Regions from separate parts of the Mus musculus genome. Here regions 1 and 2 are each linked to region 3. Evidence: chromatin loops called from intact Hi-C (ENCODE). Cell type or tissue: heart. All regions are shown on one strand. Each heading gives the region's core, and the rest is flanking DNA. Links, peaks and the distances in the headings are about the cores only. Region 1 overlaps 2700049A03Rik (RIKEN cDNA 2700049A03 gene). Region 2 has its middle 53 kb from the start of 1700083H02Rik. Region 3 holds the start of Dact1 (dishevelled-binding antagonist of beta-catenin 1).

What was found. A loop is a pair of places that touch in the nucleus more often than their neighbours do. Peaks named below come from ENCODE experiments on the same cell type or tissue, not always from the same donor. Only the 100,000 strongest peaks of a DNase experiment are listed, where the experiment ranks them.
Region 1: a loop joins it to region 3, with 5 times the contacts of the local background. A loop is called at or near these places in 12 of 42 quality-filtered maps.
Region 2: it touches region 3 in a loop (2.5-fold over the local background); 5 of 42 quality-filtered maps call a loop at or near these places.

What each region holds. Positions count from the first base shown.
Region 1 is chr12:71,191,791-71,202,745 of GRCm38, forward strand. It overlaps 2700049A03Rik (RIKEN cDNA 2700049A03 gene), which reads left to right. Exons shown (of 30, transcript NM_001163378.1): 26 at 1,477-1,599; 27 at 2,502-2,676. Among named protein-coding and RNA genes, the nearest start is that of 2700049A03Rik, 60 kb to the left of the region's middle. In heart, for the core only: a CTCF peak has its summit at 6,073 (motif pointing right); no DNase peak of the experiment used is centred there.
Region 2 is chr12:71,432,087-71,443,041 of GRCm38, forward strand. No RefSeq gene overlaps it. Among named protein-coding and RNA genes, the nearest start is that of 1700083H02Rik, 53 kb to the left of the region's middle. In heart, for the core only: a CTCF peak has its summit at 6,309 (motif pointing left); a DNase peak (open chromatin) is centred at 6,335; H3K27ac peaks cover 611 bases.
Region 3 is chr12:71,306,509-71,317,463 of GRCm38, forward strand. Dact1 (dishevelled-binding antagonist of beta-catenin 1) reads left to right here and starts at 3,376. Exons shown (of 4, transcript NM_021532.4): 1 at 3,376-3,799; 2 at 6,178-6,310; 3 at 7,277-7,432; 4 at 10,663-10,955. The coding sequence starts at 3,476. It also overlaps a transcript of 2700049A03Rik not described here. In heart, for the core only: a CTCF peak has its summit at 5,246 (motif pointing right); DNase peaks (open chromatin) are centred at 3,273, 3,913 and 5,263; H3K4me3 peaks cover 2,667 bases; H3K27ac peaks cover 1,961 bases.

The DNA.
Region 1 (10,955 bases), core at 3,104-8,103, 110 kb before region 3:
CATTGATGATACCATGTTAGAGATTTTATTTACATGGATACAGCTATCATACACACATAGATGAGAAAAAGGCATTGATGATATCATGTTAGAGATTTTATTTACATGGATACAGCTGTCATACACACATATTAATTTTCTTTTACAACTGTTAAGGGATGAAATTTTTCACATTTTGAAATGTTTCCAAGTAACTTAACAAAGGTGATTATGCTCTGCTGCGCATTCCATTCATTGCTAAGCATTGTTCACTTTGCTGTTTCTCTCAAAGCAGTGTTTCACAAAGGAGTAGGAAAATGCTTCAGGAAGTCTTTTTTTTAAAAAGAAAAAAAGAAAAACAAGTCTCCTGAGAAGATTTTGTTTGAACAGTTATTTTCTAACAATGACTTGTTAAGTAATTATTTGAGTCTCCTGTATTACAGTCACTGTTGCAAAATAATATGTGAGAAGACATAATTATAGTAATCTTACTTTCAGAGAATTACATGTATGTTTGGCTTACTTAATACACCACTATGGGATTGTTATTTATTCTTAGAACTTTATCTGGTATTAAAGTAAATTGATCAACTGAACCCAGACAAAATTATAACCTTTCTTTTTCTACATTTGAGAATATTTCTAATTGTAATTTTGTTACTGTATATAAGTTTATAGTAAATGCAAATGAAAAATATAATCTAGGAAAGCCCAGAGTTAACTGAAACCATGTGCTGTTAGGTACGTTAACCCTACACAGCTAGGAGGTGTAGCCAGAGTTAATAAACTGTATTTCATTAAAACAGAATATCCAAAAATAATTTAAATAATTTGCTATACTTTATCTTATAGCCAAAAGGCAAGAAATTGTTGTTTTAATGAATTTTAAATCATATTCATTCTTGTATTAAGAAGGAAATTCATTTTGTCTGATGCGGAGGCTCACAGCATCTCATGTTTTTCAGACAGGTGTTTTGAGGCACAGTGAAGCCTAGGGAAAGTGTTGCGTAAATGAGGCTTTCTGTGCCTCCCCTAGTTTAGACTGCCGGATGTCCGCCCAGAGGAGGAAGAGCACTGAGGGGCTGTGGAGACTCTCGTGTTTCTGAAGCTTTTTGTTGTCTGTGGCCCAGGTTGCAGCATTTCCCCTGTGCTTGACTGCTGGTTTGCCACACCTCGTCCTGATATGCACTACATAAACGGGAAGCAGGATGTCATGTGAGCCCTACACTCAAGCCATCAGAACGTCATGAAAGCACTAGTTTAGTTGTGTGAGACAGAAGATCTGTCATACATTTGCACTTAAATTGCTTTGTAGTGTTTGTATATATTTGAGGCAGCTGTGAAATGTTTTTATTATAGTCAAATGGCAATGAGAGCTACATGACAATAGTGAGCTCATCTTCTGGTATCATTTCTTCCTAAAGTTTCATCAGTCAGAGTTGAGAAAGTGGAGTTGTATGATAGCCGTTTTTGATGTTGTCTTTGTGTCTGCTCTAGGAAGATGACCCTCCCAGTGAAGGGCAGGTGATTAGGAGGCCCCACAAAAAGCGTCATGAAGATGCCATCGTTGCCCTTCTTACTAAGCAACAACGGGAGTTATTAGTTTCACAGCAAGAGGAGGTACTTTTCAACCATAAAGATTTTTGGGGGGAGGGCTAGATATAAATACAGGAAAAATATTAAATATCCAACTTTTAATTTTGATAAGACAGTGTTTAAGATACTCTATAATCAGAGTCATGGTCCTTTTAACCTAGATTGAACTGAGCTTTGTAACTGAGAAAAATTTCGACAATCTCCTCCAAACTTTTATGTTACAATTTAAAAACACAACAAAAAAATATGAAGCTTTAAAGATACAATTATTTTGTGTGTGTGTGTGTGTGTGTGTATGTATGTGTGTGTGTGTGTATGTGTGTGTATGTATGTGTGTGTGTGTATGTGTGTGTGTGTATGTGTGTGTGTATGTATGTGTGTGTGTGTGTATGTGTGTGTGTATGTATGTATGTGTGTGTATGTATGTGTGTGTGTATGTGTGTGTGTGTGTGTATGTGTGTGTGTGTATGTATGTGTGTGTGTGTATGTGTGTGTGTGTATATGTGTGTGTGTGTGTGTGTGTGTGTGTGTTCGGTTCCAGCCCACACCCACATACATATGAATACACATACAATACCAAATGCCTTTTTAAACTTGTTTTCAGAAAAGGTTTCCATGTACTTACTTACTGTGTGTGGGAGCAAGTGCACACCCAGATGTAGAGGTCAAGGCTGACTTGGGGTAGTAGGTTCTTCCCTACCATTCGGGTTCCAGGGATTGAATTCCTTAGCAGATGTCACAGATGGTAGCCCTTACTTGCTAAGCTGTCTTGCTGGGCCCTAACCTAACTTTTTAGACTTATTATTTGTGTACCTGAAATGTGACATTATAAGCACTTGTGTGTTATGAATCATCATATTTACAAGAGAGTTCCTGCTTTGGATGATTTACTATAATGGGCCTAATGGTTTTTCTTATTACTGAAGGACTTGGATAACAGCGTGGGTGAGCTTAGTGAAGGACAGAGGCTCGTGCTGAAAGCAGCAGAGGACATCTCAGCAGGACCGTCCGGCCAAATGCTGCCGCCCACTTCTCCTGCAGAGCCCTCCTATCAGCACGCAGACCCTCGGCTGGTATTGCAGCAGTCTGACATGGCCTCAGGTACACACAACTAGTTCTTCTTGGTGTTTCTAAAAAATACTACTTTAATCCTATTGCAGTCTCTTACATTCTTCCCAGGCTGTTGCTGTAGTGTACTTTACATTACAATCCAGCGATGTGTTCTTTGTATGAATAGATGAAGGCTTGAAGATTTTATTATATCTTTTCTATGATATACAACACTTTCTCCTGAATATGTTTTGTGTGTCTTCATTCGTATGGGCACATTGGGAGGGATATGAGACAATTTTTGTAATATACATACTTAAAAATTTATAATATAGATGTACTATTTTAATGTATACTAGAAAAATATAACCTCTCAGAACCAATAGCCATGTTTAAGACAGAGTTCAATGAGATCATACCACTCTAGAAATGTGTTCTCTATAGAGTGTGATTTCTCAGATGTAGTGTTTAGTGTGTTTGGGCTATCTTTAAGAGTAACTGCAATTTCTGTTGTAGCACTTTGGCGATTACTAGCATAGAGTTAATTCTCATTGTCTGTGGTAGTGTAGCCTATAAGTTAAGCACGTATATATTAGGAAACACTGAACTCTTAGGAGAAATACAGGATTGGGTTCCAGGAAGCCTCTTGGAACGTTGTCACATGATCGGTATTTAACCTGGCTTTATGTGTGTTTCTGTTTAAAGACATTGTATTTAGTTTCTGTGATTGATTCACCAACACTGAAATCACAGCCAAAACACTATAATTCATTCCCAAAGAAGTGTATATAACACATAGTCCTCCCCAGGCGTGTCAGAGTCTTCTTGTGCTCAGGAACACTGGGCAGTAATTTTCTTTTGAAATGATTTAGGTATCATTCTAAGTTCCCAAAGCACAAATGTGCGTGTCTGTACTTAGGTCTGTCTGTCTTTCTGTCTGTCTGTCTCTGTGTCTTGCACATACGTAAGTGGGGAGGAAGGAAAGTATAAAGGAGAGTGAATGAACACAAAAATGTGGAAAACTTGGCATTAACTTCACTGTTCAAAGGTCATCTCTTATAGCTAATGTAAAAAGGCAGAGTGGGGAATTTTATGGTGGGTGATGGTTTTTCACTGCATTGCTAAGAGCCACAAAAAGACCATAAAGTTTCTGTGAACAGTGAGTTTTCATTAGAATTATGTTTCTGTGAGTAGGTAACTTTGCAAATGGAAATTGGCCAGTTAGGTGGGTTCTGACTTTCCCAGACTCATTAATGCATTCTGTATTAGGTTGGTGCAAAATCAATTGTGGTTTTAGACAATAAAATTTAAATCACTGTAACTAAACTCTAACACATCTTTATCAGATAGAAACTATTATAATCAACATGCTTTTTTCTACAAGAAATTGACTTGCTTATTTCTATAACATAAAACTCTATGCTTTGCAGCTTGACAAATTCCTGAAAAGTATTTTCTGCATTCTGCTGGTTGTGGAAATACTCATCCTGCTAAAAGTTCTGCAAAAGCTTAAAGAGGCAGCAGTTGGTTGGTGAGATAAGTGAAGCTGGTGTATCAGGCAACAGCTTGGTACTAATTTCTTTGGCCCTGTCCGTTCACCTTTTGAAGCACTGGCTGCGCAGGGCGCTGAGTAACCCCGAGCTTTCCCGCCTGTGCCTAAATCCCAAGTGTCCACTTAGAGGCTGCTTACTAACAATGCGATGGCCTTTGCTACACTTGTTCCCTGACTGCCTCATAACTTATTTCACCTATGCAAACTCTTCTGTTTGCCACAAGGCTGGTTACCTCCCCTCAGTTTCTTTCTTTATTCTTTTTGTTTTTTTCGAGTCCCCTCAGTTTCATACGCCTAACTTCCTCAGAATCTGGGTGGCAAATCTCCTGCCTCTATCTACCAGAGTTTTAATCTGTCTACTGAAACTTTCACCTTCTACATCCTGCTTTTTGTTAATAGGCCATCAGGTTTTTATTGACACAAAGTACTCAAGGGTCGTCCCTATAGTAAGTAGTTGGCTGTGGTTGTGGAGAAGACGCTGACAGAGAGTTGGGCCTCGCTGGCCAGGGCTGTCTAAGCATCCCAGTGTGCTGAGTGTCTCAAGCATCCCAGTGTGCGAGTGTCTCAAGCATCCCAGTGTGCTGAGCGTCTCAAGCATCCCAGTGTGCGAGTGTCTCAAGCATCCCAGTGTGCTGAGTGCTCCTCAGATGCCATGGTTTCCTGGGGTTCAGGAAGATTCCGTGGCTGGATGGATTGGCCACGGGCAGGAGCCAGGATTTTTCTTTCCATGCAAGTTTAGCTTTGGGAAGTGTTTTGGAGCTTTTTAGTCCAACCTCTGAGTTGGTCACTGATGGTTGTCAGATACGAACCACTTTTTGCTCCATGTTGCAGTCCAATCAAATAATGTTTGGTTATCGCTGCATAGAATAACAGGGTGGAAGTTCAAAGGTATGACTTATAAATTATTTTTTAGTCATCTCATGAGGTCCTCACCCAACTTTTCTACTTTTCCAACTTAATTCAAGTGTCTAGCGGCCATCAGTGATCCACACTGAATTCTTGGCAACATTAGTGTAGTCATAAGAGCATCGCTTCAGTAATGAACGATTGTCACCAGGTTTGATGACTGGGCCACTGCACACCTCGTTGTCAAGGCCTTCATCTCTTTTGCAGAGCGTCTCCACACACCTCTGCCTTGTGTGTTCATTAGCACTTTCAGGGCCAGATGAGTTGGTAATGTTGTTAGTTGTCTGTACTTTTTCATTGTCTATTTGAACTGGAATAAGAAAATTGCTTCAACTTGTTTCTTGTTCATAGTCATTACTATAATATAAATATAAAGTAGGCAACAAGTAGTGTCACTAGCAAAAAACCAAAACCAAACAAAGCCAAAAGACCCACGACTCCGAAGTAGGAGCGTTAAAATGATATAAAATATTACCGTATTTATTTAAGAATTTATTCCAAAATCAAAAGATAAATTTCAACAATACAAAAAAGTTTACTCTTGCCGGGCATGGTGGCACATACCTTTAATCCCAGCACTTGGGAGGCAGAGGCAAGCTAATTTCTGAGTTCGAGGCCAGCCTGGTCTATAGAGTGAGTTCCAGGACAGCCAGGGCTATACAGAGAAACCCTGTCTCAAAAAAACAGAAAAAAAAAAGTTTATTCTTACACCAGCTTGAATAAATGACACTTTAGGACATTTGAAATTAGACATTAGAGCATTGTGGAATATTTAGTGTTGGCTTCATGCTCAGCGAGAGCGTTAGATTGTTCAGAATTGAAAGAAATTCAGGACTGAAGTTTTCAGTATAATACACATAAAATTGCTGTTTTTCTCATTTTGTGCATATGGTAAGAGTATTACACTTGCTACATACTTTCAGATTAGTTTTTATACAACATAAAATGCAACACAGCTGACTGGGAAAGTGCAAGAACCCAACAGACACTAGAGGGCTCTCATAGAGCACCTGAGAGACACTAGGAGTTAAGTCTTGGCTCTTACCGCCTGTCCAGCATTTCTTATGTCTCAGGTGGTACCCAGATCGCTTGTGATGTAGTAATTATTTTTGTGTGGAATCATTGTGCTCTAATGTCTAATTTCAAATGTCCTAAAGTGTCATTTATTCAAGCTGGTGTAAGAGTAAACTTTTTTTTTTTTTTTCTGTTTTTTTGAGACAGGGTTTCTCTGTATAGCCCTGGCTGTCCTGGAACTCACTCTATAGGCCAGGCTGGCCTCGAACTCAGAAATTGATAACTATTATTGATAATCATTGATAACTATTATTTCTTTTTGAAACTGGTAATTATCTTAAAAAGGTAACCATATTTGAGAATAAGATGGATTGTGTGTAACTTAATACTTTTTGCTCTGATTAAAATATTTTATTATCTATTTGTGAGTGCATGTGTGCATGTCTGTGTGTGCATGCACACTTAGATAATGACTTCCAGAGCTTGAGTCTCCTGTGTGGGTCTTAGAAATTGAACTTAAGTCGTCAGGATTGCCAGCCACTAAACTGTCTCAGTGACCTTTCAGTATGATTTATCAGACTGTTCTGAATATACAGTATTCTTGAGTATACAGAATTGAAAAGTAATATGATATAGACTTTATACTTGCCATCACCCAGTATAATGTACAAATTATTCTAGAAAACATTTTTAATAAATCATAACATCAAAAGATTCCTTAATTGGAAGTTTATAAAGACAGGTTTTAGATAATGACTAGTCTGCAAAATAAGTGTTTTTATTTATTTAATACTTTTTACTAGTTTGCAAAGAATCAGGTTTTATTATATCTTTTTTTGACTAAATTTTAATATTTGAGATTTAATCTTTAAATATACATTTACATATATATGCATGTATGTATACACACACACAACACACATGTGAATGTGTGTGTACATGGAGGCTAGAAGAGTTAGGGCCTCTGGAGCTGGAGTTACAGGCAGTTGTGAGCTTCCTGATGTGGTGCTGACACTAACCCTGCATCCTGCGCTTGAGCTTGACCACTGAGTAGCCCCTCTAGCCTCTGAGTTCTCAACAGCAGGCTCACTGTATTGTCTTAACCATAACAATGAAGTAATATGGCACAATATTGGTTGTGTATGTGCATGTGTGTATACATACACACTTAGATGTGTATGTGACTATATTTGGAAGAGGCAATAGCTGAGTGGTTGAGAGTTTGGGTTTTTTAAACTCCTGAAATGTATTTTAATTCTAACTCTGTGTGTCTTTCTTTGTTCAAGTAACTTATGTCTAAACTTCCTATTTTTCATTTTTTAAATTAATTTTTAAGTTTAGTATGCAAGTAGTAGTGGGTTTCATTTCAGTATTTGCCTGTGCGTCCACGTGTGTGTGTGTGTGTGTGATTATATGGTATTCTTATTCATTCTTTTCCACCTGCCCACCTTTTGCTATCCTTCCTTCTCAGCTCTCACCAGTGTCCTTCCTTCTTGCCAGTCTCCTTTTTCTTTTGAGTCCTATGCATCCCATAACCCTTTCACTTGTCCCTACTCCTGTAAGATGGTCTCCTCCTTTCTCATGGTCCCCTTCTACATTAACAACTTATACAGAGGTAGACTGGGATATTTGTCTTTCTGAGTCTGTCTAGCTTACTTTGCTTAACGCGATGATTTCAAGTTCCATCCATTTTCTTACAAATGTCATTATTTCTTTTTTCTTTACAGTTGAATACAATTCTGTGATGTTAATGTATATTTTCTGTATTCATCTTTTGATAGACGTTTTGGTCTGTTTCCATTTCTTTAGCTTGTAAATAGTCCATCAGTAACCATGTGCATCCTGTGGTATGTTGACTTACAAGTCCTCTGTGCTCTAAGTGGGTCCTGTGGTGATTTTGTCTTTAGCTTTTGAGGAACCTCCACACTGACTTCCATGAAGGCAATACCAGTTTATATCCCACCAACAGTGAATACGCATTTTTCTTTCTTCACATTTTTTAGCATTTGCCTTTATTTCTGATAATAACTATGCTGATTGGGGTAAAATGGAATCTCAAGCAGTTTTCATTTGCATTTCCCTAATGGCTGGGAATATTAAATACTTTTTTGAATATTTATTGACATTTGTAGTTCTGTTTAGAAATTGTTGTCTCTGTGTGTGTGTGTGTGTGTGTGTGTGTGTGTGTGTAAGCCTGTGCATGGGTGTGGAAACCTGAGGTCAGTACTGACAGCTTCCTTTACAATGCTTCCCCTTGCTTTCTGAATTAGTTTCTCTTACTAAACGTGGAGACTGCCAATTGATTTGACTGCCTGTCCAGTAAGCCTTTGGGATCTACTTGCCTCTGTCTTCCCAGCACTGAGGGTACAGGCACAGCAATGCGCCTGGATTTTACATGGCGGCTAACGATCTGAACACAGAGCCTCCTGTCTGCACAGTGAGCATGGTCCCTGTGTCCCCAGCCCGTGTTCTCTCTAAGAAGTTTATTCAGTTCATTACTCCATTATTGTTGGGATAATTCACTTTTAAAAATACTTTGTTTCTTCTTGTTTTACGTGCATTGGTGTTTTACCTGTATGTATGTCTGTGACGGTGTCAGATAGCCTGGAATTGGAGTTACAGACGGTGGCGAGCTGGGACCTGGGAGTTGAACTTAGGTTCTCTGTAAGAGCAGCAAGTGCTCCTAACTGCTGAGCCATCTCTTCAGCCCCAGTTAGGTTTTTTTTTTTTTTTTTTTAAGTGTTTTGTTTGTGCAGTTCTTTATATTTTGGATAGTAATCTCTTGTCTGACATGTAGCTCACAAAGATACACATTTTTCTCCTTCTGTAAGCTGCCTCCTCCCTCTGTTGGTAGTTTCTCCATTGGGTAGGAACTGCTTGATTTCTTGTACTCTCATTTGCTTATTCTTAGAATAATTTCCTATGTTACCATAGGAGTTCTTTTCACAAAGCCCATGCCTGTGACTGTATCTTAAGGACCTCTAGCAGTTTGAGAGTTTTAGGCCTTATAACTGTGGAGGTGTTTCATCCACTTGATTTCTGTGCAGGGCAAGAACTATCGATACCCATACCTTTTCACATGTAGATACCCAGTTTTTCTAACACTCTGTTAAAGAGGCTGTCCTCTTTCTTTTTTTTTTTTTTTTTTAGAGATTTATTTATTTATTATATGTAAGTACACTGTAGCTGTCTTGAGACACTTTAGAAGGAGGGCGTCAGATCTCATTACAGATGGTTGTGAGCCACCATGTGGTTGCTGGGATGTGAACTCAGGACCTTTGGAAGAGCGTTTGCTGCTCTTAACCGCTGAGCCATCTCACCAGCCCTCCTTTTCCTAATGATTGTGTTTCGTTAAAGATTAGTGGGTGTAGTTGTGCAGGTTGATTTCTGGGTCCCCCGTTCGAGTCATTGCTCTGTGTCTTAGTTACTCGTCTTGTTGCTGTGATAAATATCTTACCAAAGCAACCTAGTGAAGAATGGGTTCATCACTGCAGGGAAGGCGTGGCGGGAGGAGTGGGAGGAGCTGGATGATGGCCGCCGATGCTCCACTTGCTTTCTTCTTTTAATTCAGCCTAGGACCCTGCCCATGGAATGCCTAAGGTGGTCTTCCCGCCTCCGTTAACCTAATGTAGATAATTCCTCACAGCATGCCCAGAGGCTCGTTTTCTAGGAAATTCAAGATCCTGTCAGGCTGATGATGTTAACCATTACAACTCTAAATCTTACTAATTTGGCATCCAGTCCAATTACTTTTAAGCCATAACTTTCCACCCTTTTCCCCCATAGACTCATGACCATTTTATAATAAAAAATTCATTTAATCCAAAAAAATCTCCATCATTTTTAATCATTACAACATTGTTTAAAAGTCCAGAAGGGAATAATTGGGACAATTAGAGGAAATCAGACCAAAGCGAGACTAAAACTCAGCAGAGAATGTATCAAATCCTGCAACTCTGTGTTCAGCTCTGGGACCTGTGATGCAATCTCTGGGCCCCAAAGGACTTAAGTAGCCCCTTCTTCATCCCTCCATCTCTGTCACTACCGCATACATATCCTTATCTTGTGTCAACTCTACTCCGTGTCTGGAGTTGTCCTTGGCAGCTGTTCCTTGGTTCTGGTATTTCTAACATCCTGGGTTCTCCATTGTAAATTAGGTCTTTCTTTTGTAGTTTCCTGCAATGGCCTCTCAGGACCTCCGGTCCTGCTCTGCATTGCTTTGCCTCGGGGCTTTCTGACATGGTAGTCAGCCCTCCATGATCCCCTTAGTCTGCTTCTCATGCCGGCAAAGCCAGTGATGGTGATGCCAAGTTCTGTTGCCAGCTTGAGATGGAGCCTGACCCCTCAGACCACAGCCACATCAGCTTCTGCTTCTGTCTGCTGAGCCTGGAGAAACCCTTCCGGTTCAGAGAACAGGGAGCTGCTTCGGTAGCAGTGTGTTTCAGGTCAGGGGCTCCCCTTGCAAATGAATTGACATTTTTTATGAAATGGAGCCTTCACTGGCTGGAGCCTTGCCCTCAGGACACCTTTGCTGTTGTGTAGAACACAGCAGCAGACTTCCTTAATGGTGCGAGTCACTTGAGCAGTTGCAGCTGCCTTCAAACCTGCCTTGCCTGTAAGGTTAACTTGCTCCTGCTATTTTCCTTGTAAAAGTACACATTTTCTTTCTGCTTAGCTGCTTTTCTTCCTCACATAGTCCTAGAGTGGAGCAGTTGGACAGTTGCTGCGCCACAGCCAAGTGTGCTCCTGTCTTGGAATTTCCTGTGCCAAACAAATTAGTCCTTTACATTTAAATTGAACCCCACTCAAGTCTTCAGGACATAAATGAAGTCAAATTCTTTGCCAGGACATCACAGGA
Region 2 (10,955 bases), core at 3,688-8,687, 130 kb after region 3:
CAAAATTACAGTTATGAAGTAGCATCAAATATAATTTTATAGTTGGGGGTCACCACAACGTGAGGAACTATCAAAGGGTTACAGCATTAGGAAGGTTGAGAATCTCTGATTTAAAAGGAAGCCTATGGGAAGGGTACGCCCCTGGTCTCCGTCCTTCTCTCTGGCAGCATGAATATTTAGACAACGGCCTCCTTTCATTTTTGGAGGGTTACAGTTCAGCTTCCTCGTTCAGACAGCATCAATCTTCCTGTGATAAACCCAGAGTGGGAGATGCACTGGAGCATCTTCTGCAGGAAGCACAGAGTCTTCTAATCGCTGTAGGAGAAAAGTAGGCCCGAAGGAGCCAGTTGTCTGCCCTCAAGTTCTTTCTTGCTCCAGGATTTTGCATCTTTCAGCACAATTATCTGAGCCCCATGTTTCTCATCTGTGAAATGGGTCCAATAATACAGGCGTCACAAGCTTATTGCGCTAAATGAAAAAGCACTTACCAGTATGGGTGGGAGGTAACAAAGTGTTCCCTAGTGTCTAGTCTCTTTACAAATGCCCCGATGATTTTGACGTGCTAGGCAAGGGAAGAGTTTCCTGCTTCTATATTCTCTGTATGGGGGGCCTGACTTTGGCACAGTGGGAGATGCTTCCGATTTTAAAAGCCAGCAAAGCACCTAACTAGCCATTCGCTCATGGTTAGGCGCTTATGGTGCCTTGGGCATTCGGATTAGGACTACAAACAAATAAGATACCAGCAAAGGTGAAACAGCTCCCATCTCTGACGAAGGGACTCTGCATGGGCCCCTCACACTCATTGTCTAAATTATCCTCTACAAATCTTTGATGATCTCCTAGTTTTGTTCACCATCTGGAACTGGCTGCTGGCCTTCATTCTGTGTCCATTGGCAAACTACATTGACCAGAATACCAGTAAGCCACTGCTACTGCTGCCGCTGCTGCACCGCCGCCACCACCACCTACATCCACACAACCCCTCTTGGTTTCTTTCCATTTAAATGGATTTAAGTTACTCTAGACAACCATTGCTCAGCATCTCCTTAGATATCTGTGCATTTTGGGTAATGCTGCAAACGTATCCCCATCTTGGAAATTTGCATAGGCTTTGCATGGGGTCTGCTCTCATCGGGGCCATGCATGGGAATGGATCAGCTGTCAACGAGACCCTGAGCAAGTCACCTACCTGTCCTCATTTCCTCATCTGGAGAATGAGCACGTGTCACATCACAGGCAATGCCTGTCTGGCTCCTGTGGTGTGGGATGTGGGTGACAAGGTCTGGCCTCATGGAAGACCCTGTCAGGGAGGTGTGGGGGACCCAGGAGGCTGGAATTTTAGGTGAAGGGCTTCACTTTTAGAGATTTAACAATTCCCATTATTATCACATAAATCAAATGGACAGCCTTTGAGGGTTTATGGCCCTCCATCTTCTTAGGGGACACTGCCTCCTCCCACTTTAGATCTTAACCCAGAGGCCACCTGGAGAGGAAGGGGGACGTTCTCAAGGAGTGTTCTAATAACCAGCTCTGGGGTGAGCCAGAAGGAGGAGCAAGCTTTCTCTGGGGAGGAGACATCAAATCTGGGGCCTCTGTAGGGTCCCATGCCCCACCCCCACATTCTGTTTAGCTTGAGTCAGAGGCGAGGGTACTCAGGCTCACAGATGGGAGCTGTTTCATCTTTGCTGGGTCAGAGGTTAATGGAGATAAGTAGTGTCTTCCTACCAGGAGGCCCCAGGAAAGCCCAGTGTGTTCTTTGAGTCGAGTCGGGATCTTAGAGATTCAACATGCTGATATTCTTCTAGCTTTTGCAGAGAGAGTGAGGACCTGGGAGAGAAAGCTGCAGCCAGGCAGGCTGGGGTGAGAGGGCGACTAGAGGAGCCTGTCAGTCAGTGAATGAAGGGGCTCAGGGTGAGACAGGGTAATTGCCGGTTGGGCAGATGGAAGTCTGTTTGCTTTGCTGTACTAAACTGGGGGTTTGTGCACAGCCCTGATTCCATTTTGCTAAGTGTGTCCCTGGAGCGGGCTTACGCGCACTAGCTATGATGCTTGGCTGCCCACCCTTGCCACCCATGGCTCCTTTCCCTCAAACCAAACCATATAGCCTGGGCACTAACTCTGACCTATCTCTGGCCAGGGTCTGCTGTGCAGGCAGCTGGTCCATTCTGACATAGCCATGTGTATCTGCAAAGCATGCGTTATTGAGACTTTGGGCTTCTCTTCTGGGTTAAAGCAATCGCAACAGGTCAAACTGGGTAGCCAAAGAGGGACAAGAATGTTTCTAAATGCGCAGCAAACCGCTCCTTCTCTGGAATTCCTTTGTCACACCACATAAAAGTACATTTTCTGGGCCTGCCAGATGGTTCAGCAGACAAAAATGCTGGCTGTCAACCTTGGGGACCTGAGTTCAACCCCTGGGAGCCACATGGTGGAAGGACAGAACGAGGTTACACAGATTACTCTCTGACCTCTGCTGCACATGTCCACACAATAAATACGATGCAGGTCTACATATTACATATATTTTTCTTCTGTGTTCCTAGGGACAAGGAAGCTATATTTGTCACCTTTCTTGTGTCTGTGACAGGGTACCTGGCAAGAGCAGCTTAAGAAAGCAAGAGCTTATTTTGGCAGATCGAGGGTGGGGGAAGACATGACCACAGGAGTACGAGGTCACCTGGAGTCCACAGTGAGAAAGCAGGCAAGCGAGCGCTCGTGCTCAGCTTGCTTTCTCTAAGCCTAGGATCCCAGCCCACAGAACGCTGCAACCCACCCACCGCCTGGCTCTTCATCAGAAATGAAATCCTTCTGGAATCGCCCTCACAGACACACTAGAGGTGTGCTTCCTCAGTGATCCCAAAATCTAGCCAGGTAACAATGGGGATGAACCGTCACAGTGGGGTTTGTCTCTGCAGCAGTGTTGGGTGTGCATGTGTCCCCAACCCCCCGCCCCCCCTTTAACCTACTGTCCTGTGAGGGCCAGAAAGAGCATCTCTTCATCCTCTCATTCTATGCTGTATACTGGGCAGGCCTGGTTCCACCCCTGCGTGATGTGTGTATGGGTAAGTCTCACCAGACCTGTGGGAAGTAGACACCCACCTTTGTCCATCCCTCTCTTCCCGTGCAGGAGTTTTGCACCTTGCTGGCAGATGATAAGTTACTCTTCTGCCAGTGAAATGAGCCAGTTCAAATCAAATTAAATTATATTTAATGCAGGCTTAGTGTGAAGATACTGTTGGGCTGGCGAGTTCACTCCCCACAAGGAAGGAGGTGAGGAAATTCCTCAAGGGAAGGGAGAAAGAGAAGAGAGGAAATAAAGAGAAAGATAAAAACATGCACGAGGAGTGGGGGGAGATGGAGAAAGAGAGAGAAAGAAAGAGAGGAGAGAGGGAGAGGGAGAGAGAGAGAGAGAGAGAGAGAGAGAGAGAGAGAGAGAGAGAGAGCGCTAGCACAAAATGGCTGGGTTATAGGGAAGAGCCTCTGGGGGAAGGGCTGGAAAGTCAGGGTTTGGGGTCAGGGTATGCCAGGTAGGGAGTGAGGGATGCTGGGAGAATTTGGAGGCCAGGTCTGCTTTGGTTCGTAAAATATGCACCTCAGCAACTTGTCCCAGGGTCTGAAACCAAACAGCAGAAGAAGCAACATGGTGGTTGAATGAATGCCGGTCTCTGTCTCTGTCTATCTTTCTCTCTGTGTCTTGATGCATGTATATATGTATGTATACCTGCATATCTGCATTGGGTATGTCTGTATGTCTGTATCTACCTACATATTTTACCAAGTTATATGTTGCTGGGACCAGCAGAAGAGTGGAACTTGATTATCTGGGATATGCTGCTGGAGTGGTAGAAGCTCTGGCAGACTAGCTGGAGAACAGGGACATTAGCTTAGACCATGACTGTCACATCAGTTTAGTTGTGGCCATTTGGGAATGTGAGCCCTGTCTTTCCAAATCTTATTTTTCAAGAGAATCTAAAAATGGAGATTTTAATATGAAATCTCATTTTTATATGCTGGAATCTAGGTCAATTAAAAGATCCACAGAACTACATCTGTGGGGCAGGTGAGACGTAAGGCTGCCCGTGTGAGTAATCCCGAGGTCGGCTGGGACTTAATGCTTTGGATATGTTGAAGAGATGGAATGCCTTTTCCCAGGCTATCTCATGAGAAAGGTGCAGGCTGACAGACTCCCCTGTGTGCTGGCCCATGGGGCCATGCAGTCTCCTCCTGTCTCTTGTAGGCTGGGATGACAGTCTTATCTCCTGCCTGCCCCAGGTCCCCATGGCCAAGAGGGAAAGGACTTCTCTAGAAAGCAGTGGGGCAGGGGCAAGCCCCAGCCAGTCGGGCAGTGTGGTCCCTGCAACCGTCCAGGGGAGACAGACCTGGGGTGGAGTCTCCACATCACCAGCCGCTGGATATATTACTTTACTCCTCTGGCCTCAGTTTCTTTATCTGTCAAGTGATCAAAAATATTTGCCTTGCAGGATTGGAAAAGTAATTACATTTCATATTAAGGTTATAAATTATATAGAAAAGGATTAACGACTAAGATGCCTGTGGTCTTTTTAGAATAGGTATTCATGGAAGCCAAGAAAAGTTACTCAACCCCTGAGGATCATGACCCAGACAGGGCTGGCCTTGGATGTGTCTTGCAAGGTGAGTGACAGTAGGTGGGGCTGTAGGGATTAAAGAAGAGTTGGGGTTGGGGCAGGGGTGGGAGGGGGGAGGCAGGGATCAACTTGGAATATTTATTGTGACTCATTGGCAATTAGGATAAGCTTCGTGTCTAGTGGTGGCCTCACATATTACCTGAATTTTTACTTTTCATCTGTGGTAGGAACTCCTTCTGTAGCTAAAGAGTCAAAGTTGCCCTCTTCCCATTTTTCTTATGAGTTGCAGTGGCACACTTTATATTCCAGACAAGCTGCGTAGGGTTGCTGAGTTTGCAATAGTGTGCAGTGGAGAGCTGGGGTGGGCTTGCTGGTGTGATTTAGGAAGTAGGAAGACTGCTAAGAAGTGGGTATAAACTGTGGAGTGAAGAGTCTATATTGGAGAGACACAGCAGAAGGCTTGCTTGGTCCGTTACTCAATTTTGAGTTTTTCTGGCATGTGTGCACATGTGTGTGCGTGCATGTGGTGTGTGTGTGTGTGTGTGTGTGTGTGTGTGTGTGTGTGTGGTGAGTGCATGTGTGTGCATGCATACATGTGCATCTATGTGTGTGCATGTGCATATGTATGTGTGTGTGCATGTGTGTGTGTATGCGTGTGAGTGTACATGCACATGCTTGCCCACACACATTCTGATTTTCTGAGGTGCTGATGACTCAGGATAATTCTGAAGAAATACATATCACACACAGGCCAGGGTTTCATAAGCCTTGCCTTCCGCTTGTCCTAGCCTCATGACTGGGTTTTTGGTTGCCTGATGGAAGCCTTACTAAGCTTGTGACAATGAAGTTTCAACCCTGCTTGTCTCTAGTAGATGCAGAATAACTAGCCAGGGAAGACGCGGTAAGTGCTCAGACCCAATGGTGGGGAATCACTGCCGACAGTAAGAGGCAGAAAGCTTGCCTGCTTTCTGTGAAGCCACAGAACTCCTTTGACCAGGCTGCTCTCAATTTCCTATTGGCAACCTGAAGTGGCTGCTACCATCTTTACACTCTTCAGGGCCAGGAGTGTGTGAAGTAGCTATTGGGGAAGGACTGTAGGGCCACTACTCCTGAACGACTCAGGGAGTGCTACATTTAGGTATATGTTTGGCCAGAGCCCACGAAGGTGGTAATGCTGAAGTACTCTAACAAACAAAAGAAATATCTCCCAGTTTTTGTTCCAAGTTCCACCCTACACCCTCCTTTGAGAAGGGCTAGAAACAACATCTCCCAAGCTGGAGAACTATAAAGGATGGGAAATGTGTGTGGTGCATGGGATCTAAATCTCTCCAGGGGCCTCACTGAGGGTCGTCTTCCCAGGATGATGGAGTAGCAACACACACTGCCTGGTTTACTGTTCCCCAAACCCAGAGTTCCCATGCCTGTCATTCTGGGCTGAGAGAGCCTTCTGGGTCTCCTGGGTGGTGGCTTCCTTCTATAAATCAACTCCAGACAGCTGCAGCCACTTGCATCCTGGGATAGAAAAATAGACCCTGTTGCTAGACATCAACCTAGGCTCCACAAACATGGCGGGATCACAGGGCAGGGGGCACCTAGCCCAGGCAGGCACTAGGCAAGCAGGCCCACCAGCCGGGTAGCTCCGTTTGTTTATTTTCTCAGTGGTATTGCTGTCTCTACCAGGAGAAGGGGGGCACCCTCCGCCCCCTGCTGGGCTGATGTGGAGGCCACTTACTCTTTACCACCGGAAAGGCCTGCTGACTGCTGGCTGATTTATTTATTTTAGTTGCACATAGACTGTCTGCTAGGTCTAAGTTTGGAAGCCAACAGGAAGTCATCCAATCTAACACCAAGTGTTCAGTGCTTGTGTTCTGTTTGGGCAAACACATATTAGATTGCGCAAGAAAGGGAAGTCTTCTGTTGGTATATTCCCAACTCCTTCCCCTCCACCTCTCCCATCCCTCACCCCCCCCCACCCCTGCATTGTCATTTACCTCAGGCCAGCTGTGAGATTGATTTCTACATTTGACAACAACCACACTCTTCCAAAATAAGTTTTTCAACATTTTTTTTTCCTGTGAAAATGTAACAGCAGTGTTCAGGGGGAATCCCCTACCTAGATTCTACCGTCCACAGGCTTCTATAATTGGTTTCTTTCTTGGTGTTTTTCGAGACAGGGTTTCTCTGTATAGCCCTGGCTGTCCTGGAACTCACTTTGTAGACCAGGCTGGCCTTGAACTCAGAAATCCGCCTGCCTCTGCCTCCCAAGTGCTGGGATCAAAGGCGTGCGCCAATATTCTTCTCAGTCGTTACAGGCAGCTGCTGTTCTGCATGTCTCCACTACAGATGACGTCTGCCCTCTAGAGTAGATGCATTTAGCCATATTTCATCGTCTCTTTGGGAACGACCTGCTTCAGTCAGTAGAACATGTATTTCTTCTTCTTGTTGTTTTCTTCAATTTTTTTGAAATGAAAACAGTTACATTATTGTCTGCCTTCCCCCTCCTCCCTCCAACCCTTTCCAAGTAACCCCTTTCCTAGCGCTCAGATTCATTGTCTCTGCTTCTGAAATTGCTCTTCTTATATATATATAAATAGATTTCTAAATATATAAATATAAGTTGATCAGTCTGTTTGAAGTTTCTTGTGTGTATATAACTTTACAGGTGACCAAATGGTATTGGATAACCGATCTGGAGGGGACTCTCCCCTGGGGAAGACCGTTTCTCCTCATCTCAGCGTTTCTTAGTTGCCTGTGGTCCTTGTCCAGGGTTGGGGCCCGAGCTTTCCCCCTTCCATGTTGGCATGTCTATTGGGGTCATCTGGACTCAGATCTTGCTTAGGCATCCATATTAATAACTTCATGGGCGCAGCTTGTTTGGCATTTCTAGGAGATGCAGTCTCCCAGCAGACTTTATGGTTCCCTGGCTCTTAAAATCTGTCTGCTCCCTCTTTCAAGATGTTCTCTGAGGCTTAGGTGCAGAGGATGTGTTGTGGAGAGGGGAGGGGACCCACAGGGGCTGTGTACCACATGATCACCTGCTCTCTGCCTCTTGTTCTGTTTCTGTTTTCTGTAATGTCCTTCATCCTTTGCAAAGAGAAGTTTCTTTGTTGAAGGGTGACATCTATACTTACCTGTGGGTATAAGGATAAATGTTTAGATTGTGGCCTGCCTGCCTTCCTTCCGTCCTTCCGTCCTTCCTTCCTTCCTTCCTCTCTCTCTCTCTCTCTCTCTCTTTTCTTTTCTTTTCTTTTTGTTTCGTTTCGTTTTTTTGTTTTGTTTTTTTGTTTGTTTGTTTGTTTTGTTTTGCTTTTGAGACAGGGTTTCTCCATATAGCCCTGGCTGTCCTGGAACTCACTTTGTAGACCAGGCTGGCCTCGAACTCAAAAATCTGCCTGCCTCTGCCTCCCGAGTGCTGGGATCAAAGGCGTGTGCCACCATGCCCGGCTCTTTTCTTTTTTTAAAACACAAAGTCTCATTCTATAGTCCTTGCTGGCCTAGAACACTATATAAACTAAGCTGACCATGAACTCACATAAGCCCACCTACATCCACCTTCAGAGTGTTAACAAATATTCTTGTTCAGGTCATGGTGTGGTGGTGGTGTGTGTGTGTGTGTGTGTGTGTGTGTGTGTGTGCTTTCATTTAAAGTATCTAGTGTGGTCTCACTGCCAGATTGGCTCTGTCATGGACAAGAGTTGCATGTAGACCATTAAGCTGGTCAGAGTTGCCAAAGTAACTGGACAGAACTGTTCCACGGGAGAGTGTACTTAGGTATGTGTGTAACTTATGGATAATACCAGTGGCCCCAACATCCAAAGTATGAAAGGTTCATGGGAGACGGTGCTGTGCTTACCCTATTGGAACTAGAAGGAGAGGCTTGAAGGATGTGCTTACCTGCTGCTGGGTCCTGGATATCCATCACGTGGATTATGGGACAACCTGGAACTGCTAAACCCTCTCCTTATTGTCCCTAATGACTGTGCCTTTAGCACGGGGTAAACCTCAGATCCAAGTTATGGCAGTTATGACTATTAACTTCTGTTACTTAGAATGAATGGCCCATATTGTTAAACATGTGTGTATATGTGTATTTGTGTGTATGTGGTGTGTATATGTGTGTTTATGTATGCATGTATGTGTGGTGTGTGTGTGTGTGTGCGCGCGCGCATGTACGCACATGCATATATGTGTGCAGATCTATATGCCTGTGCATGCATGTGTATGAAGGCCACAGAAAGATGCTGGAGGTCCTACTCTGTCACTCTTCCACCCTTGAGACAGTGTTTCTCGCTGAACTGGAGCTAGGCTGGCACCAAGCAAGCTCTAGTGATTGTCCTGCCACTCAAAGTGTTAGGGTGTCAGGCACACGTGGCCAAGAACAGCTTTGGAATTCAGGTTATCTTGCTTATGCAACAAGCACTCTTACCTACTGAGTCATCTCACCAACCACATACATTTAAAAATAATTTTCTCAGAGTCTGATTCTGGGTTAAACACATTATGACTTCATTCAGTTTCCATGCCCATATCTAGGAAGTAAGCCATTCTTAGAAGTATGCTTCTTTTTAAATGAGGAAAGGAGGTTTAGAGAGGCTGGGCAAGCATATAGTCATTTAGTTGGTAAGCTGTTGGACTCATATAATCACAGAATTGAGACCCGTGCAGTGCGATTAGAAGACTTTTAAGTTCTGCATCATTCCCATTCCCATGTATAATGATGCTACCCTGTTTCCTGGCTTCAACTGTAACTCTTATCTCTTCCTTACTCATGCTTCATCCACTCTGACTGGTTCAGTGTGACTAGACACAAGCCAGACTCTCATAGCTTCTCGACTTGTCAAAGGCTGTTACGTCTGCCTGATGTAGAGTGTTTGATCCACTACCCATCTTCTCTATCAGTTGAGAGTGTTCCTCCAGGATGACGCCAAGCATTGGTGCTCCCACAGGAGCATCTAAATCAAGAGTTGTCCCTTTCCCCTCCCTGTGTTTCTCTGTATCATGCCTCTGTTGGTATTGCTTTGGTGTTTCAGTCTCTGGGTTATCTGTAGCTCAGCCTCCTCTATATTCTAGATGTTAGCTGATAAATCTCCCTGGGAAACATACAGGGAATGCTGGACCTAGCATGAAGAGAGGGACTCAGAACTAGGCAGAGGGGAAGTGAGTCAGGGGTCTCTATGGAGGTGAAACTGTCCTGTAGTGCCCTTCCTCACTGAAGTAAGAGGCTAGCCACTAGTCTCTAAGGACTACCAGTCAGTAGATGTGTACTGTTCCTGGAAGAAGACATAACCATAGGGGTCATAAGAATACTTTGGGAGACCTAGGCTTTGAACTTGTGGTACCTAAAGCCCTTTGGACATCTCAGTAGACATCTGAATTGTATACTATAGCATGAGTTATACATGAGTGAATCCATGGAGGAGTCTGTCTTCCAAAATCACATATGTGGAATATGTAGCCCATGCTTCACACAGCCATTTAAAATTGGAAAGAAATCATGACAGTATAGAAATGGATTAATTCATTAATTTCATTCATGTTAAAAATAGTTATTTGTTTGGTTTTGTCAAGATAGAAAATTTCTTTATATGTTCAACTTTGCCCTTCAAGACAGTTGACATCCCCGAAGGAAGAAAGTGTGTGTCTAAGCTAAAAGAAGCTTTTCAATTTGTTTTGTCATCATCAACACAGCACGTGATCATGAGCATAAAGTGAGCATGTTTATTGATCGATATCAGAACCTGGGACTATGCATATGACTTTGGTGCACCCACCTTTTATTATTATTATTATTACAGACAATGGGGTTAAATAATGATGTAAAGTGCCATTGTGCTGAGTGTTAGGCTCAGATTTAGTCTATAGAGTCTATAAGCTAGAGGTTTCCTTCCTCCCCATTCCTGTATATTCCTGAATTGGTCCTGAGATATGGCCTGATTAGTTTAGAGCTCCCTGCAGATATAATGACTTCTTATCCTGGTTCCTCTCATCCAGATGCAAAAGTGGCCTCTTGAAAGGAAACTCTGGTCTTTGACCACCAGAACCTTTGACACCAACTACCTGGAGGAATCTAAGCAACCAATGGAGAGACTCAGGAAGAACGAGCCTGTTAGTAGAGTCATTCCTTTTGTGAATTATGTCAAGCTGTGGTCAGTTAGAATGATCATGGAATTGCTGACTGATCTGTAGTAATACATATATCATTTGTCATTTTTGTCATTTGACATACTTCCTGGTTGTGAGCCAGAGACACGTTGGTGTCTCTAACCTGAGAAATGGAAAAGGTTTCTAGGATCTCCCTCCTTTACAAAGGCGCAGATACCCTAGTCACCTTTAGCTTTCTTCCTCTGG
Region 3 (10,955 bases), core at 3,174-8,173:
CAAAGGATTGCTCTTTCTTCCCCCTCCTCCTATCTGGAGACAGCTTTCCTCAATTACAGCAGTCGTGTCTGTTTGGCCATAAAAGCTGCAAGCATCATTTGTTGCTTTTCTCTACTGCAAATCGTGAAACTGATACTCCTTGCTGTGTCTGCAATGGACTATTCACTGCAGGATAAGGAATTTGCAGAATGATGCTCAGACTTTGATGCAGATGCTCTTTGGAATTGTTCTGTCCAAGGGTGGAGCTTCATACTGAGATGCAAGGGCCCTTTCTGGCACTGCTTAGAAACCATCTTTAAGCATATGTTACACAGTTGCGGTGTGTTTAACCCCCATGCTTTCTTGCTTGTAGCATTCACAAGGCAACAGGTCCATTCTGTCTTTAAAGCCACACTCCCATGGTTCCTGAGAAGAGTAAGAGGGAAAGACCAAACTAGCGCTGAACACCACTTGAAAGGAGAGAAATAAGTTGCACTATTAGAGGAAGAAGCTCCCGTGGCTGCTTAAAAGAAAGGGAGAAAAATCAAGATCACAGCACAAAGTGAGACCCTGTTCGTAATGGAAGGGGACCTTGGGTGATTACTGGCAACAGCCTCCTCGTTACCTACAAAGAAAACACAGACTTCAAGAATCAAGAAAATCCAGCAAACTCAACTAGAAAGTATTTGTCTGTTGGGTTTAGCAGAGAACAGGGGCAACCAGGCCAGTCACACTTAATCTGATGACATTGGGAATTTTCCTGGAAAAACAATTACAGCATTGAGCTCCTTGCTTCGAACTTCATTTGACAGCCGAAGTTTGTTTTAATTGGCATCTGAATGAACGGCATTACTTATTAATGTGTAATGGATACTTTGGAAAGCATAAACCCCCGCCCCCCATTTTGGAACCCTTTGCATACATTAGTTTTAATATTTAAACTTGTTGTGAATGCTTTCTCACGGAGATGAACAAGCTGCTATGACAAATGGCTTGCTTTGGACTAACAGGCCAGCCTAAAGGGGCATTTGGTTGGGGGCGGGGGAGGGCAGGGTGTGTGTGTGTTGGGGGGAGGTGGGAAGGTAGAGGAGAAGTTTGGAGACACAGCGACATGTCTGTCAGCTGTAACAAGATTTATTAGCAGTGTGTAAAAACACGTTTCAGCTTCTCCCACCCCTTCGACTATATAAATATAGTTGTCAATGTGTGACATAGCACAGGCCACAATAACAGGGTCCACCCAGCCAGAAGGAACCTAATTCAGAACTAGGAAAGCAAGAGGTCTGTTTAGAAATGAGTAGATTGGAACAATGGCAGAGGACTTGGGAGAGTGGCCTGTGTCATGTAAGGCAGGACATTATTCTAAATTTGTCTTCCTGAAACTAGGAAGCAAATTTAGCTCTTGTGTAGTGTTTGACACACAGTAGGCATAAAGAATGTGTGTCCCGTAAGCTTTGTACATCTGGGAACACCTGAATATGATTCCATTTTTACATCATGCTAATTACGAATCAAGGCTGTCTTCCATTTTATGTCTGTGGGAGGTAGGAGGCAGGGTGGGGGGTGAGGGGGTGGGGGTGCTTGTGTAGCTGGGGGGGGGGATAACGGGTGTGAGTGTGAGGCAAGGAAGTGCTTGCTTTTGTTTGCGTCTTCTTGATAAAGGTCAACTTAATTCTATTTGTTGTAGAGATTAAGTGGGAACTATTGCGTTTAAAAGTATGCTAATAGAAGAACAATTTCTAACTATCCTGCATCCTCCGGAGTGTCCTCTGGTAATTATTAGTGGCATGCTTCTAGGCCTTGCACCTAGCGAGAGCACCGGTACTATGAGGGTATTAAAACAGTTCCTGCCTTCAGGGAGCTTTTATGACGTAGCTGGAGAGAAGATACACAAGGAACACCTAAGCACACAGATTGTGTGTGCCCAGAAAGAGAACCAGACAATAGTGTGTGAGAAAGACCAGGCACTCATGCAGTTAACCAGTGGGGGCAGGGGGGCGGGTATGGGGCATAGGGCATGAACAAATTGATCTTGGAAGATTAGACCACATAGAGAGTAAAAAGAGAGAGAATTCCTTGCTGAAGTGAGCAGCTGGGCAAAGGTGTAAAATTCTGAAGTCATGACCTGAAATGTGTTCCTTCATAGAACACTTTGTCTTAATGATCTCAAATTGTGACTCCCTAAATTTAATTTCTGAGGTTCTAGGATTCAAGGCATGAGGTGCAGCTCCCATAAGCCAGCTAATGGCGTTTCCAGATAGATCCCCGAGCCAATGAAATACCCACTGAGTGGCATCCCAAGGACACAAGGTCAAATCCTGAATGGTATTTTAGGGGAATTCTAAAATAAGTTCCCCTGGGGTCGGGGAAGAAACCCCATGAGCACAATATCGTTCTCTCTCTCTCTGTCCTCGACCCTGAGATCTGCCTGCCTCTGCCTACTAAGTGCTGGGACTAAAAGCATGTGCCACCTCTGCCTCCCGGAGAGAGATAACTATTTAAAGATTTATGTGCTGGACCACCGCATATGTATTATACGTCGTTTGCCACTGTAATTCTTAGAATAGACTGGTCTGTTAGCTCCATTTTACTATTGGGTAAACGGAGGCACAAGGAGGGCACTTAACTTGCTATTCGTGGAATCAGATTCAGACAGTCTGGATTCGGAGTCAGGGCTCTAGTGAACAGAAGCTAAGGAACGGTAAAAAACAAAACAAAACAAAACAATAGGTGCTCACACGCCACCCCTCATAAAGTCTGGGCTTTTATAGGAATTGATGCGAACGCTGGCCTCACAACAGCATCCTTCTGTAAGACTTGAAAGGCCTTCTTCAGCAAAGCTCCGATTAAAAGCTGAAACAAACAAAAAGAGTTTTAGAACAACGTCCTTGCTTGTTTTTTTTTTTTCCTTCCAGTTACAAAATAGAGTTTAAAACAAAGGCGACCTCCAAACCCAAGTCTACAGAAGTGGTGTTCTGAGTACCGAGTGGACATTAGCTTGGGATGAAGAAACCCAGAGCCAAGGGAGAGGACTTGGAGCGTGGACACGTGAGGAAGGGGTTAAGTTTCAGAAAGTTGTCCCGGGAGCCCAAAGCCACGGCGCCCGCGGACCGGCCCTCGGGGCTGGCTGTAACAAGATGCTCGGCCCTCACCCGCCACCGCTGCCGGAGATGGAGCCGAGCCAATCGGCGCCGAGGGGACCGCGGTGCCGCAGGACCGAAAAAGGGGGCGCGGAGCCGGGGCGGGGCCGGGGCGGGGCGCAGGCGGCCCCGGCGCCTGACAGGAGCTGATCGCCGCGAGCCGGCGGAGGCGGCGGCGGGCGGGCGGGCGAGCAGGCGGGGTGTCGGGGCCGGGAGTGACGTAGCGTGGCCGGGGCGTTATCAGCTGCGGGGCGGCAGACGGGAGCAGCGCGGGATGCGAGTGCGGGCGGCATGAGCTCGCGGCCGGGGCCCTAGCGTGTGCTGCTGCTCCCGGGCTGGCGGGGCCTCGGGGGGTCATGAAGCCGGACGCAGCGCGCGAGCCGGAGCCGCTGAGCCCCGGCCGGGGCGCGGAGGCCGAGGGGCGCTGGCGCGAGAGGGGCGAGGCGGACACGGAGCGGCAGCGTACCCGCGAGCGCCAGGAGGCCACGCTGGCGGGGCTGGCGGAGCTGGGGTACCTGCGGCAACGCCAAGAGCTGCTGGTGCGCGGTGCGCTGCGCTGCTCCGGGACCGTGGGGACCGTCGCGCCGCGCTCCGGGGAGCTGCGGGGAGACGCGGCGCAGCGCAGCCGCCTGGAGGAGAAGTTCCTGGAAGAGAACATCTTGCTGCTGCGAAGGCAGTTGGTAGGTGGTGGCCGGTGGCCTGTCTGGAGGGTGGGCTGATGGCCTCTGGCTGTGGGATCCCTGGCCGCGACGTGACCCCCACCTCGATTTTCCCTGAGCCCGTGGTGTCTCGGATGCCCGCTGCCCATGACTTCCACGCGTTGCTGGCGGATGCCTGCTTTGTGTCACCTGAGGAGCTGGCGGATTGCGGGGAGGGGTGGCTGCTCATCTATCCTGCATTTGGAATTCTTGGAGTCCCTTGGTTCCAGCCTTAAAGTTAGGCTACTGCATGCCCCCTTCCTCCGAGGTTTGCAACCCCCACTTAAAATGCCATTTCACCTTATGGTCTCCCTGGTTATCCCTCCCCGGGAAGGAGGGGGGGGGGTGCGCACAAAAGCGAGGAAGAGGCTTGTTGCTTGCCTAACTGTCCAACATTGAGTTTTACGGTTACGGCGAAGCTCCTGCTGGGAGCCGTGCCCTACCCGGTGCTTTCTCTCCTGCAAGTCTCTTTTGCCTGGGCTGGTGCTTAGTTTTAAATAGAAGTCCTTTGTATAAGGCAGCTAAAACTAGATGCAAATACTGGCAATTTGGCCGGAGACCCTGCCCCCTCCTCTTTTATCCGGTCCGCCAGCTGTGCTTGGTGGTGGAGGTGGGAGAAGAGAGAACCTGCTCGCTGGGAGTATTTATCTTATTGGATTTCTGTCACTGTCTCAGTCGTTCTGTGCAGTCTTCATTAGCAAGGAAGAAAAAGAACTTTGGACCTTCATGTGTTGAGAACAGCTTTTGATGCTGCCTCAAAATAATGGCGGCAGCTTTGTTTCAGTGACCTCAAAATGTAGTTTTGGAAACAGCAAAAAGATTATTATCCCAGCGTGTTGTATTAGACTACTTAAGCTATATAATGGCCCCCTGAAAGTGATGTTGTGGGTTGTCACGTGTTTTCTTGTATTACGGTTTTCTAGATTTTTTGTGTAGTTACAGAGCATCAAAGTGCTTTTATTTAATTCATTTTTTTCTGATGAAATTCAATTTTTGGCACACAAGCATATGGCTTACGTCTCTAAGCTTTCAGAAGTCATAGGTCGTGAGCAAGGACCACGTATCTATTTTGTAAGGATGTGTGCTGTGGTTTGTGCAATAGCTCTGTTTTGGCATTTTTACTGTTTCTTTGGTAGAAGAACAGAATTGTATGTACGTGAATTTGAGCCAGTTCTTTCTGGTTGTGACTGGTCGTTTACATTTCGGTATTGTCTTGTACAATAGCACCTTTTTTTTTTTTTTTTTGTCTTCCTGAATCTCAAGATCGAGAGAGCAGCGCATTCCTATTGTCCGCTTCAGGGGAGCAAGGCAGTGTGTCAGGAGAATTCCACTCCAGTCAATGTTTATGGTACTATTTTCATTTGTAGACTTGGCATTCTTGATTTAAACCAGATGCCTTTCGAGTTCTTTTGCTTTTCCAGCAGTGGGGAGCACTAGATGGCAGTGTGAGTTAGCACAACCAGTCTGTCACCTTGGGAAACCCAAGCTGAGTTCAAATCTTGACGGGCTTTCCCTGGAGGGTTTTGGATTCTGCCAGCTCACATTATACTTGGCGCTGGCTATTAGTATTAATTTCTCGCTTTCAAAGGCCTTAAGACTGATTAAGCCCCACTAAGCAACTAATAGAAAACAAAATTCTGTAGGCCATGACATTTGGCCAGAAAACCTCACCTAAGAAAGATTCGAGTGTAATGTAGAAAATCTGTTGCTTTGACTTCAAGAGCCCACTGTGAAGGACTTTCTTTAAACTGGCTGCACACCAGATGATTCGAAGTCTATGCAAATTCCTTGCCCAGACCTATAAAAAGTCAGTTTGTATAGATTAGTGAAAGCTAAAAACAAATCTTTTCCATCCTTGCAGTACCAGGTATCGAACACAGGCACAATAGCCAAGATCTCTACCAAGGAACTACAACTCAGCCACATATATATCCAAAATTTATTGTGTGTTTGGTGTATGCAAATGAGTGCATCGGTGTGGCACATCGTTCTTGTGGAGGTCTGAGGACCAATTCCAGGAGCTGTTTCTCTCCTTCTGTCCTGGGTTCAGGGGACTGAATTCAGATGACCAGGCCTGGACAGCAAGCATCTTTACCCATGAGCCATGCTATAGCCCTGTTATTATTTTTAATGAACAAAGTTTATATTACCAAAAAAAATTTGAGAAAGATCTAAAGATAGAGGCCATGCCTCACCTTCTGATTATGCAGTAGCATTTTGATCTAAAAGGGCTTGGGGACACTCAGAGGAGTGGCTTCCATGGGGGACTTTCAGGTTTTATCACTATGTGCTTGCTTATTTATTTAATTTAATTTAATATAATTTAATTTAATTTTATTTTCATGCTTCTCTCTAATCAGAATTGTTTGAGGAGAAGAGATGCCGGTTTGTTGAATCAGTTGCAAGAACTTGACAAGCAGATAAGTGACCTGAGACTGGATGTGGAGAAGACATCTGAAGAGCACCTGGAGACAGACAGCCGGCCTAGCTCAGGTGAGGGAGCCAGCGAGTGGATCTAGCGTTTGTTTCCAGTGTGAAAACAACTGAACAGTAGCCTGCCATTCATTTGCTTGGAGGGGGAAGTAAACTCAACCCTATAAGATTTTCAATAATGGGGTTGAGCTGCCCAGTGATCCTTGAGTTTTAAAACTACAGACTTCCATTGAGATTTCTGAAAGCACAAACAGACCTCCTTTGAAACCTGAGAAATCAGATCTGGTCTAGAAAATTAGTCACACTTCAGCTTCCTGAGATGGCTGCAGTTTCCCCTTCTTTTAAGCCATTTGGCTCCTTAAGTTTCTTTTTTCTTATACTTACTATTTACTTGAGTGGTTTTTGTTTTTGTAGCCCAGGCTGGCCTTGAGTCCACTCCCGTCCTCCTGCTTCAGCCTTCTGAGTGCTGGGATTATAGGCATGAGCCACCATACCCAGCCATACCCAGAGAAATTAGTTATTTCTTCTGAAACATTCCTGGTAAAGTTGAGGGTCTGGCAGATGTGGGTTCCTTTTTTTTTCACACCTTTAAAGATGGGACAGAAAGTAGGATGAAAGGAACTTTGAACTGTCTCTAGCATTACATGATTTTTACCTTCTCTAAGAAATATTTGAAATAAAACCATATACTTAATTTTGTTTAAAAATCTACCATTTGTGTGATACACCCCCCTCCTGCACACACAAATAACTGGAAACAAAAATGAGCTTTCCTCTTCTTTGATGTGTCAGCCTCTGGTCATTTTATTATTATTATTTTTTAAAAGATTTATTTATCATATGTATTGGATTCCATTACAGATGGTTGTGAGCCGCCATGTGGTTGCTGGGATTTGAACTCAGGACCTCTGGAAGAGCAGTCAGTGCTCTTAAGTGCTGAGCCATCTTTCCAGCCTGCCTCTTTTTAATATACTTGTGTGTTATTGCTTGATAGGATCCTAATTCCAGCCATCCTTTTCCTTGTAGGGTTTTATGAGCTGAGTGATGGAGCTTCGGGCTCCCTCTCTAACTCCTCCAACTCCGTGTTCAGTGAGTGTTTGTCCAGTTGCCATTCCAGCACCTGCTTCTGCAGCCCCTTGGAGGCGGCCTTGACCATCTCAGACGGTTGCCCCAAATCTGCAGGTAAGGATTTTAGCATGGACAGAAGCTCTAATTGGAAGAGGTCAGGGGTCTTTTTTTTTTTATATATATTATATTATATGTAAGTACACTGTAGCTGTCTTCAGACACTCCAGAAGAGAGCATCAGATTTCATTACGGATGGTTGTGAGCCACCATGTGGTTGCTGGGATTTGAACTCAGAACCTTTGGAAGAGCAGTCGGCGCTCTTAACCACTGAGCCATCTCTCCAGCCCCGAGGTTAGGGGTCTTTATGGCTATGTAGCTTCAGCTATCTTTTGATAGGAAATAATTTGGGCAGTGTGCTGCGTGTACTCAGTGCCACAGTTACACACAGAGCCTACACTTTGATCTAGAGGAACATCTACACTCCTCAGCTCTTTGGTGACAGTTGGCTTTACATTATGGAATTAGAAAGGCACCTTACTCTTGGGGGAATTGTCCCTGTATTAGAGAGACAGAGCTCTGGTTCTTTGCTGTTTAACATCTCCCCTCCCTCCCTCCCTCCTTCCCCTCTCACCCCTTTCTGATGTTGGTGATTGAATCTAGGGCTCTGCATTAAACACATACAATTCATCTACAGCCCCATTTTTACCTTCTTCTTTGTGTTTCTGGGGTACCCCTGGCTATCTCTCTCTCTCTCTTTTTATGTCTATCAGTCTAGCCAAGGACTGCTGACACTTTGGGAGCGGTGGCCCTTCCACGTTTCTCAGAATACTCCACATAATGAAACTGCCCGTAGTCTGTATGTCATAATTCTCCATTGCCCAAGACAGGCATGATATTGCAAGTATGGAAGAACTTATGATGACCTGTATATATTTACCTTCTTTGAATTTTCCCAACAGGTTTTCAGGGTACAATTGTTAACATTTGGGGTACAGTTAAGAAAAGAAAATGAGGGGCTGGAGAGATGGCTCAGCAGTTAAAAGCACTTACTGCTTTTGTAGAGAACTTGGGCTCAGGTCTCGGTATAACCATCTATAACTCTTGGTCCAAGGGATCTGACCTTTGCAGGTTCCTGCACACATGGTATATATACACACCCTCAGGCACATACACATAAAATCAAATATAAAAAACCCGAGGCCTAGTGAGGTTATTTAAATGATTTAAGGTTACATAGTTGGGCCATAGCAGAATTCAAACTCAGATCTAACTTATGTTCTGCCACCACTCCAAGGGAATTCAGAAATGGCTATGTTCAGCCATCTCATCTGTTTTGTTTTGTTTTGTTTTGTTTTGTTTTGTTTTAAAGTGTCCTGTGACCACAGATATTGTGAGAAGCTTCCACTTGAGAGTTGTCCTTGAAAGTCAGAACTCAAGAGCACTCCCTTATTCCTGTTGTATTTTGGTAACATAGAACAGCAGAGAAAGCAAGAGGATTGGAGCTGGGGGTGGCGGCAGGATGGGCTACTACGTTCATGGTTTTCATCCAAGTACAAGGCTGATTGAGTCCAACAAAGCAGACAGCACACTGAGCAGCTGAGGTTGCTAATTGGTCAAGCCTTTCTGTTTGTACAGTGTGTGTTGTCAGCAGCAATCAACCATTTGGGAGAGCACAGAACCCTGTTATCTTGTATCAGTCTAGTATCTGGGCCTCAAGTTCATTGTTAATTGCTCCCCATCACTCCGAAGATCTGGTTTCAGAGGGAAACTTTATAAACCCATTAAGAGGCACTTTGAACAGGTTTTCCTCCAAGACAGACCCCTAGTGCTTCCAAATGCCACATCCTTATATAACTGAGACAGTTGGGCTGGGACTTGGGAGACAGTTTTGTCTGCTCTAAGTAGAGACAGGAGATAAATGGCAGCTCATAGGCAATGACTTTAAGGCAAAGAGCAGGGTTTTAAGGTACTGGGGAGGATGGTAGGAAATGTCATTAGCTAGGGAGGTCTCATTCCCCCCTTCCCCCCTCCCTCCCTCTCTCTCTCCCTCCCTCTTGTTTCATTGTATTTTGACATGGACAGTTTTGAAATATAAGAAGCTTCTTTTAAAATAGAATTTTATGTGTATGAATGTTGAGTAAGTTCACCACATGTGTACAGTGTCCACAGACCAGAAGAGGCATAGGATCCTCTAGGGCTGTCAGGGCTTTGAGCAGCCGTGAGGATCCTCTAGGGCTGTCAGGGCTTTGAGCAGCCGTGTGGTGCTGAGAACTGAACCCAGGTCCTCCCTGAGAGTAGCAAGTGCTCTTAACTGCTGAGCCTTGTCTCTAGCCCCAACAAATTTATCCTTTAAAACTGCTCAAACTTTAAAAATTCCTTACCCTATTAAAATATTGTCTTTTCTGTCACTGTTAAAGATATATGGTGACTGTTAAATTTTATTAGTTGTTATTGTAATATGATCTGGGGGCTGGTGAGAAGGCTTGGTGGTTCAGAGCGCACACTGCTTTTGTAGAACACCCACCTTAGGTGGCTTACAACGGCTTGTAATTCTAGCTCCAGAGAATCTAGTCCTCTTCTCACCTCTGTGGGCACGGCACTCAGGTGCACTAACACATAAGCAAAGTTAAAAATAAGAGCACTCCTTTAAAAAAGCCTTGATATGTTTTGTTGATTTTTTTCCCACAAAGGATAGTTATGTTTAAATAGATTACATTTTGTATTTTTTTTTGTTTGTTTTTAAAAAAATACAAAAATGGCCACAGCAAGTGTCTTAAATATTTTAAAGAGAAACCAGAGGAAGGAGAGTAGACCAGAAAAAGAAAACAAAAAGTTCTAAGGTGCAGTTATTGGAAACAGATCACTTATCACACTGGAAGGGTACCGTTAGGATTTTGATGTGCTTAATGTCAAGAGTTTGTTTGCATAAAATTTTATCCTGATTGATATCATGATTTTCACTAAGCTTCATGAAGTGTTCCCTTACATTATTCAGTAGTTTCAGAGCATTATGAATGGCTATTTTTTTTTTTTTTTTGGTCAAAATTCTTGAATAGTGCTTGCTGTCATTCAGTCATCCATGTGCTTCATGTAAGCTTGCAGAGGAACCAGTGTGGACTAGTTCTCGATCCTTTGCTATTCTGTCTCCATCCAGTTCACCTTAGTAAACTCTGGCCAGAGTCGAAGTGGCTCTACCGATTCATTTCTTCAGTGTATCTTTACATGTTTTTCAGATCTCATAGGATGGTTGGAATGTAAAGGCGGCCCCTGTGAAGACCAGGCCTCAGGGACAGTGTGCAGTTCCCCCTCCACACCACAATTTAATTCCCTTGATGTCATTGCAGATGTGAATCCTAAATACCAGTGTGATCTTGTGTCTAAAAACGGGAATGACGTATATCGCTACCCCAGTCCACTTCATGCTGTGGCTGTGCAGAGCCCAATGTTTCTCCTTTGTCTGACGGGCAACACTCTGAGGGAAGAGGAGGGGCTTGGGAGCCATGCCAGCGACATCTGCATTGGATCTGAACTGAACGCCACCAAAACAGACAATTCCCTGCCATCTCCAAGCAGTTTGTGGTCCGCTTCCCATCCTGCATCCAGTAAGAAAATGGATGGGTATATTTTGAGCCTCGTG